Regions from separate parts of the Mus musculus genome. Here region 2 is linked to region 1. Evidence: chromatin contacts called from ENCODE POLR2A ChIA-PET data. All regions are on one chromosome and are shown on one strand. Each heading gives the region's core, a stretch centred on a gene start or an enhancer-like site at or near the end of the contact. The rest is flanking DNA. Distances are from core to core; before and after follow the strand shown. Region 1 holds the start of Agtrap (angiotensin II, type I receptor-associated protein). Region 2 holds the start of Fbxo2 (F-box protein 2).

Evidence for each region. ChIA-PET counts read pairs that join two places held with the same protein, here RNA polymerase II (POLR2A).
Region 2: POLR2A ChIA-PET joins it to region 1 with 40 read pairs in embryonic stem cell. The contact joins the promoter of Fbxo2 here to the promoter of Agtrap in region 1. POLR2A ChIA-PET finds 5 or more read pairs at or near these places in 3 of 5 experiments (Patski and embryonic stem cell).

Annotation. Positions count from the first base shown.
Region 1 is chr4:148,086,450-148,091,209 of GRCm38, reverse strand. Agtrap (angiotensin II, type I receptor-associated protein) reads left to right here and starts at 3,146. Exons shown (of 5, transcript NM_009642.5): 1 at 3,146-3,293. The coding sequence starts at 3,267.
Region 2 is chr4:148,158,283-148,162,835 of GRCm38, reverse strand. Fbxo2 (F-box protein 2) reads right to left here and starts at 2,168. Exons shown (of 6, transcript NM_176848.1): 1 at 2,125-2,168. The coding sequence starts at 2,146. It overlaps Fbxo44 (F-box protein 44), which reads left to right and starts at 2,742. Exons shown (of 6, transcript NM_173401.5): 1 at 2,742-3,093; 2 at 4,013-4,299. The coding sequence starts at 4,035.

The DNA.
Region 1 (4,760 bases), core at 1,897-4,396:
AAGCATTTTACCAAAGGAGCAAAATCAACAGTCTCTCTCTCTCTCTCTCTCTCTCTCTCTCTCTCTCTCTCTCTCTCTCTCTGTGTGTGTGTGTGTGTGTGTGCTGTTGAAATTCATGGCTACACACATACACAAACGAGGCAAATGCACTACCACCGAGCTACACTCTAACCCTTAAAAACGGTATAGAGCGGGGCCTAGCAAACACAGAAGTGGATGCTCACAGTCAGCTATTGGATGGATCACATGGCCCCCAATGGAGGAGCTAGAGAAGGTACCCAAGGAGCTAAACGGATCTGCAACCCTATAGGTAGAACAACATTATGAACTAACCAGTACCCTGGAGCTCTTGACTCTAGCTGCATATGTATCAAAAGATGGCCTAGTCGGCCATCACTGGAAAGAGAGGCCCATTGGACTTGCAAACTTTATCTGCCTCAGTATAGGAGAATGCCAGGGCCAAAAAGTGGGAGTGGGTGGGTAGGGGAGTGGATGGGAGGGTATGGGGGACTTTTGGGATAGCATTGGAAATGTAAATGAGGAAAATACCTAATAAGAATTATAAAGAAGGGGCTGGCGAGATGGCTCAGTGGGTAAGAGCACCTGACTGCTCTTCCGAAGGTCCAGAGTTCAAATCCCAGCAACCACATGGTGGCTCACAACCATCCGTAACGAGATCTGACTCCCTCTTCTGGAGTGTCTGAAGACAGCTACAGTGTACTTGCATATGATCAATAAATAAATATTTTAAAAAAAAGAATTATAAAGAAAATGGAAAAAAAACAAAACAAAAACAAAAACAAACGGTACAGAGGGCTGGAGAGATGCTTCAGCAATTAAGAATACTTACTGCTCTTGCAGAGGACCTGGGTTTAGTTCCCAGCATCCATATGGTGGCTCACAGCCACCTGCAACTCCAATTCCAAAGGATCAGTGCCTCTTCTGACCGCTGCAGACTCCTATATATGCATGTGCACATAAACACATACACACACACACACACACACACACACACACACACACACACACACACACACCAGAGTTAAATACATAAATATTTCACAAAGCCCAGGCTAAAGGGCCAGGGAGATGGCTATGTGGTTAAAGGCACTTGCCACACCAGCCTGTCGACTGGCCTTTGATTCCCAGGACCCATGTAAGACATCAGATGTGGTAGTGTGCATCTGTAATCCCAGCACTCCTACAGAAACTGGGAGATGGAGATTGGAGGATCACTCAGATTCTAACCTGGTGTGTTCAAAATGGTAGAAACAAGAAGAGACCTTCGCTCAAAAACAAGGTAGAAAAGTGAAGATCAACTCAAGGAAGTTGGTCCTCTTCCACATAGGGGCATGGAATGTATGCCTACATATCAACATACAAACTAAAGAAACATGATTAAGAAATAAACATCACAGGATATATTGCCATACAGGTATGGAAACAACTTGCTACTGTATATAATTTTTATAACAGTTAAATAAACTTATGCAATAAACCATAATTAGACCCAGGTAAAGGCACATGCCTGCTATCCCAGCCCTTGGGAGGATAGAACAGGAAACTCTCAAGTTCAAGGCCAGCCTGGACATCACAGAAATACTCTGCCTAGAAACAAAATCAGAATAGCTGTCCATTACAATGGCAGACTTGTAGTTCGCCTTCCTTGGGGACTGAGGGTTGTGCCTTCAAATGGGCTATTAAATTAGGTCTGCCCCGCCCCAACTTCTCTCATCTTCCCAGAAGAAAAGTCCTATCTGGGGATCTGTGACCTAGATGTCATCTTGTGTCCACTCAGGGGGTCTCATGGGTTCCCATATGGCTTCTATTCTTCTGGAGTCACACCCACCAGCCCAGGCTGGGCAGCTCCCGCCTCCTGAGAGCTCTCAGCATGTCTGAAGGCTCAGCAGGGGAGACTTCCTGTTAATTGTCCTGACTGAATGTCTTCCAACTTTTGCTATGTTGGGCAAGTGGACTCCAAGTGGCTGGCTCCTCATATATTGGTGGTACTAGAGCTTGTGTGCATCAGCCACTGACACCCGGCACAGCTCTGATCATTTGGAACTTTACCTAGGCTATGCTGGTACTGTAAACAGATGCTGGTAAACAGATGCTATAACACTGAGCCCTGACCCCCTCATTTTTGGACAAAGTCTCACTGTTGCCCAGGTTGGCTTTAAACTGCTGGGCTCTAGAGTCCTCCAGCCTCTCCTTCCCTTGTGGTGGGGGCTATTCAGCCATCAGCTGGAAAGCCCCTTTCTTGACTTCAGGTCCTGTCTCCCTTTCCTTACCCTGGCTTCAGAACCCAGGATGGAAGGAGAACCATCCACACTCTCGCCTCCCCACTCATGTTGTGGCATGCATCCACCCACCCCACTAAGTAGATCAATAAGACATAAACACGGTCTTACTTTATAAGCCAGGCAGGCTTTGATATCATTATATCTTTGCCTCGACTTCCCCTTCCTTCCTTTCTTTTTAATGTATTCTATGAAATTCTCTTGAAATCCAATAAGCTTGGAAGGAAAATTTAATACAGTAAGAACAGAGCTTCGATTTTTTTTTCAGATTTATTTATTTTTGTCTTGTGTATACGAATGTCTCACCTGCCTGTGTGTGTATATGCACTTGTGTCTGGAGCCTGCGGAGGACAAAAGAGGGTGGTTGTATCACAAGTACATGATTGTGAGCCGGCATGTGGGTTCTGGGAACCCAAGCCTAGAAAAAGTAGTAACATGTGCTCTTAATCACGGAATCCTCTCCAACCCTCACTTTTTATCTTTATGGACATGAATTCATTCACTGATCCTCACAAAGATGATGAGGTAGGCACTGTTCTAATTCTTGTGCAAGGGAAGTAAGAGAGGAGAGAGGATGTTCTGGGCAGACACCAACTGTTACCACACCCGCAGTTTCTGCCCGCTTGCCCCAGGCTCCTCTGGCTGTAGGTCGTCCCACCACCTCACCTCGATCCCACTTAGGCAGCCCGTTGAGCCCCTAGGCTGCAGAAATCCCGACCTCCTGGCTTGAAGCACAGGAGCTGGTAGAGGCCTAGGCAGTAGTAGTAGCAGGAGCCTGAGCCTAGCAGCAAGAGCAGCTGCCTGACGCCGTCTCCTAGCAACCGGCTGCAGTCACGTGGCCGCGCGAGTTGGCCTCCCGCCGTTGGAACTGGCGCAACGCGACGGGCGGGGCCAGGAAGTTTGTTCCCGAGTTCGGAGCCCAGGAGTCCCCGCGGCCGTCGCTCAGGTGCCCTCCGCCGGGTCGGGATGGAGCTGCCTGCCGTGAACTTGAAGGTGGCCGCGCGGCCGGGGCGGGCGGGGGTCCAGGAACCTGGGGAACGGAGTCGGAGCAGAAGGGAAGGTCCAGAGCCCCGGGGAGGAGGCGGCGGACACGGAGAGGGACACCTGGGGACAGAGACGGACAGGGCCGCCCCTCCCGGACAGACCCAGGCTGGCACGGGCACCGGACCGCCCGGGCCTGCGCTCCTGGTGTCCCCCACAGCAGGACAGGGACATCTATCCTTCTGAGAGGTCAGTGCAGTTCGGGGGGGGGGGTCTGTCTGAGTGCTGGCTCAAGTTAGGAGAAATCCGCTGTCCCCAAACAATTGCTTCTCCCTAATTTCCACATGCAGCGTCCTTATTTCATAATTAAGAAGCAGGAACTTAAGAGGTTTCCTAAAATCAAAAACCCCAGAGGCTACTTTGAGCTCCGGGCAGCGGGGCTGCGTAGGATGTCTTCATTTCCTAAGTTCTTTTTCTCTCTCAGCCCTCCTCATTTGCAACAGAGGTGCTGGCCACTTAGCTTCGGCCAGAACCGTGTGGACCTGGAAGTAAACCGGCCATCTTGGGCCTTTGGTGCCAGCTCCGTGAAACCCTAAGACTCCCAGGTGTTAAGCCATTTAGCACCCTTTGGTGTCTGAGAGGAAAGGGCCGGAAGATAGAGGTGCTTTGGAGCAGTTGTGTGATTTCATATGGGCTGGGCTGTGACTTGCTCTGGCCGGTTTCCCATTCCTAAACTGCTGGCTAGCAGCAGGAGGGAGATTGGAGCAAAGGAATGGGCTTGAGCGATCCATTATCTAGGGACAGAATTACAGGCAGGACTTGGAGGCAGTCTGGAGGTCAGGCTCTGCCTTATTCTGCTGGAATAATTACGAGGACAGCACAAGTCTCAATGGTAGAACATTTGAGTAGCCCACCCCAGGCCTGGGGTTCCATCCCAGGACCACACACTAACAAATAATAATAAAACGCAGGAACAGGTGAGAAAAATGTGATGTTTATGGGCTGATATGTTTTATTCATTTGAGTCAGGGTCTCGTGTACTAACTTACTGTGTAGCCTTGAACTTACTGTGTACCTGAGGATTGCCACAAACTTCTGATCCTCCTGCCTCCACCTCTCCAGTGCCAGGATTACACAGTAGTGGCGATGAAACCCAGGGCTTCCTGCAGGATAAGGAAACACTCCACCAACCGAGCCGTATCCCCAACCTGTGTTGCTTGTTTTTCTTAGTCTCCGTCCTCCGCTGAAAAAGCTGAAGCTGTACTCTGTCGTTTTTGTTTAGAGTTGGGGGACTTGCTATCTAGCTCTGGCTGGCCTGGAACTCACTATAGAAATCAGGCTGTCTTTGAATTGACAAGAGATCTGCTTGCTTTTGCCTCCTGAGTGCTAGGATTAAAGGTGTGCACCACCATACCTGACCTAGAGAAGCCGTGTTCTTTTATCGGGGTGCAAACTTCAGCTTAGATCATACGAGGAAAT
Region 2 (4,553 bases), core at 919-3,418, 73 kb before region 1:
AAAAACCTGGCTGAATTGACAATCTGGCCTTGGTTTGGATACTGTGGATGCTCAGCTGTGAATATGAAGTGACTTAGTGTAGGTCCCACTGGCAGTGTTAGGGAAAGGGACACTCAAGGGCTCTGGGTGAGGAAAATGAGCTCGAGATCCAGCTAGCCCCAGCCAGCCAATGGGAAAGGGAAACAGACAAAGAGAGATGCTAGGTGACTTGGGAAGAGTCTTCCTCCCCTCTTTTCCCATCCCTCACCCTCAGTCTCCTCATCTGTGAAATGGAGTCATCCTTGTGTCAGACTGTCAGATTTATACTGAAATTCATCCCCTTCCCACAAAGGAGCAAAGCAATGGGGACATCCACTCTTGCTAAGCCAGTGGGGACGCCTGACTCCACAGTGAAGACTGGGAGACAGGACAAAAAGCACTGCCTCCCAGGCTGGGTTCTCCAGGTCAGCCCACTGAATACCCAGGCTGCTGTGGGCAGCTGTGTATCTCTTGGATCTCAGCGCGCCTCATCTGGGCCACCGAAGAAGAAACCTTGAGTAAGCAGACACTGAGTGGGCAGTATCTCTAAAGGAGAGAGGGCCAGTGGGGAGGGGACCCAGCCACCCTGTGTAATGGAGGCCATCTCTCTCAGAGTCCCTGAAGACTGGTCTGACCCCAAGAAGCCAAGGAAATAAGGGAGCAGGCCTGGGGCAGGGGAGGGACAGGTGGCCCGTTCCCTAAACCTCTTCTAAGGGGATGCAGTCAATAGCATCTACACTGTCAGACACTGGAAAGCTGACTCGGGATTTCCCCTCTCTTTAGAGCACACAGTGAGTCCTCCATCAGCCATGGTGAATTGTATACACACACACACACACACACACAGAGAGACAGACAGACAGACAGACAGACAGACAGACAGACAGACAGACAGCGTACTTTCCCCACATTTCTGATGTGTTTTGGTCACATTTTCATATGTAGGGGTTTACTCCTTCATTGGCAATGAGAAAACGGGTGCAGAGGGTCCTAGCATTTCTTCCAGGTTCCACCACAGGACATCATCAAGCAGAAGGAAAAACAATTGTCTGTCCTGCTTCCAACAGCTCTGGAGAGCTGGGCCCAACGTCCTCACCTCTCTACCATCACCCAGCCCTGCCCTGGCCCCAGCAGATACCTGATGCTCCCCGGAAAGGTGCACCTCACCCAGTCCTCTCTCCTGGCCCCTAGGCCTGGCATTGAGGCCCCAGATCGGATTACAGCCCCCCCCACCTGCTCCCTTGCACACAACTTGCCACATTGTTGCTGTAGGAAAGTTATCTAGCCATGGATGCTGACCCCAAGCTGACTCACTCACCTGGATTGGGCCCCTGAGCCCAGGGACTTCCTGGGAGCAGGAAGAAAACGGTAGCCTATTCTGGGGCCCTGTGGATGATGTTGAAGCCAGGCACCGACTGAGAGTGAGGACTTGGGAGTAGGAGGGAAGACTGGCCACCTCTGTTCCCTCACCTCCTCCCCTAAAGAGTGAACACTCCGAGCTGAGCATAGTTAGTGAGGAAGGGATAAGAGTCAAGGCAGGCAGGTCTGACTCAGCAAGCAGCCCCCTACAGGCCCAGCAGGGAGCCGGAGGGCAGAAGGGGTGGGGTCTTTGGTGCCAGAAAAGATGACTGGGCAATCCTTGAGGACCCAGAGCTTCTGCCAAAAGCAGCCTTCCTCACCCCTAGCCTGGTTCCCACGGAACAGCCCCGCTACTCCAATACAAGACGGCCCCTCCAGAGAAGGGAGTCCCTCAGGAAGCTAGGATGGAGGCAGGATAAAGTTTGTAAACCCTAGGACCCCGCGGGGACTCCGGAGGCTCAAGAGGCAGGGAGGGCAGCGCTAGCAAATGGAAGAAGTTCATGGAAGCAAAAGCTTGCAAGAACCCGGCTCTCAAACCCCAGGAAGTCTGGAGCCTGAGATGCCAGAGTCCTCCGATGCCATTTTGGAGACCCAGGCGTCCTCCTCCCTCCACACCACGACACCAGGCAGAAACCTGCTCCCTAGACTATCTCTAGGGTTTTCCTGGCGCGAAAGTTTGAGCGCCTTCTGCGGCGCTGGTCCGCCCTGTCTCCCGAGTCTGTATCTAGCGGGGCCAGCAGCGGATACCTGGATCACCATCTCCATCCATCGCTGCGGTGCTGTCAAGAGAGAAGAGCCTGAGCGCTGCGGGTGGCGAGTCCTGGAGCTGCCCGCGTCAGCCGGGCCCGCGCCGCCGCGCCTCTTAAAGGCCCCGTGCGCCCCGCCTCTGGCCCCCGGCTAAGGGCTGGGAGTCCTGTACCCCCCCACCCCCACCCCCCGCCCCGTAACCCAAGGTGCGGCTTCCGGGAGGAGCCTGGGACTGGAGAGGGGCAGGGACAGCTACAGAATGGGTGGGCTTCTAGTGTGCCTGGAGGATGACTGCAGGAGGACATATGGAGTCGGACTACTGGGGAGTAGAGGGTGCTGGCGCCGAGCCCAGTGGAGTTGGGGGTATCGGAGCTTTCCTCCTCCCCAACCCCCCAGGTAATTTTCCTACGCTGTGATGGGGGCGAATCCGGGGAGTGCGCGGGTGAGGCGGGGCCTGAAGGAATGGTGGGCGGGGCCTTGAGGGCAGTGGGCGGGGCCGCATCGTGAACCAACTCTGGCAGAAAGGCGCAGTTCCAGTACCCAGCGTTGTGGGGCAGCCGGACTAAAAGCTGGTGACGGAGAAAATGGGGTGGGGCGTGGGGCGTGGTCTGACAAACAGTGGGCGGGTCGCACCCCGGGCCTCCATTGGTCCGTAAGGCTCATCCCCAGGATCCAAGGGTATGGCGCAGCGCGACCAAAAGTAGTTGACAAGGAGAATGGGGAGGGAGAGGGGCCAGTGTTGTGGGATGGGGATGGGGCGGGGTCTGATGAGTAGTAGGCGGGGCTGTGTCTTGGGTGCTGTTCTCCAACGTAACCCGGCTAAGAGCAGGTGACAGAAGGAGGGGAGCAGTGAGCGCCCCAGCAAGGAGACGTTTGGCGGGCAGTAGGCAGGTCTGCCTTCCGGGCCACGCAGGCTCGGGCTGTACAGCCCCACGGCCTGGCAGGATCGCTCAGCGCGACGGATCGCAGGTGACTGCGGGAGGGGGAGCGCCCAGTTCGGGGACTGAGGCACAGTGGGCAGAGACCTAGAGGGGAGGGGGGGGGCGCGCGCGCTCTGCGATCATGAGGGCCTAGCGCCTTTAAGGCCCAGGCCTCAGGCTTTCTCCCCTCCCCTCCCCCCACTGTACTGTGAGGCTTCGAAGAACTGGGCTATGGACGCCATCGGTGCTCAGAGATCTGAATCTGGTCTTGAGCAAGGTAGCCCGTTTTAGAGCCAAGCATAAATGGGAGACTGCAGGGGGCCGGGGCGGGTGGGGGGGGTGCGGGAGGGAGATAGGAAGGCTCTTTTCCACTCGTACATCTTTCCTCAGGCTCAGGTAAACGGGTCATATTCTCTGAGATCTTAAGAACGTCACTGAGCCCTTTGTACTCCGTGACCGGTCCTGAGGGCCAGTGATAACCCCCGATCATCATCTCTGTCCCTTTCCCCGTGTGGGGGATGGGGAGGAAATGAAGAGTGGCAAGCTGGAGGGCTCACAAGGCCTCCCATTGTTACCCTCCTCTTAAAAGACTGCTGGCCTATTGAAAATGGCTGGCTCTACCTTCAGTGAGAGCCGGAGCTGCCTCCCCTCCTCTCCTGTTTGTGTGACCTTGGGAAGGTCCCTGGGCGTCCTTAGAGGCTGTTCTTAGGTGCCCGGGTTGGGGGAAATCAGATCTCATGGTTTATTAAGCAACTCCCCGGCCCATGCACCTTGAGCTTCTAGTGACCCAGGAGGGAACTACCATGCCCCAGCCCCTCGTCCCGTTTACTGTGGAAACAGAAGGTCAGAACAGCACAGCAACTCTGTGGCCCCCCGCAGAGTTGGGAATCTCTCTATCCCTGGGTGCTGGGATTGCCACTCGCCAGGGAGAAGGCTCGGTGTATAGCACGGCTCTCCAATACCCACAGGAGCTGGCTAGGAGACGCCACCATGGCAGTAGGCAACATCAACGAGCTGCCAGAGAACATCCTGCTGGAACTGTTCATCCACATCCCAGCTCGCCAACTGCTGCTGCGCTGCCGACCGGTCTGCAGCCTCTGGCGAGACCTCATTGACCTGGTTACACTCTGGAAGCGCAAGTGCCTTCAAGAGGGCTTCATCACCGAGGACTGGGACCAGCCTGTGGCTGACTGGAAGATCTTCTACTTCCTGCGCAGCCTCCAGAGGAACCTCCTTCACAACCCTTGTGCTGAAGGTGGGTGCGGAGAGTATGCCTCAACAGGACCCATGCTCTATTAGATGACCACAGTATGCGTCCTAAACACTGGCTGTGAGCCCTTTAGCTATATTACGGCCTTTATTCCTCTCAAAATAATTCTTAGATGCAGGGACTAGTGACGCACCCACTTTTCAAATAGGTACACTGAGGTCAAGGTACACACACACTACACAAGAAGATAGGGAGTTGAAGGCCATCTGTTACAGGCTAGTCTGGGCTACATGAGGTTC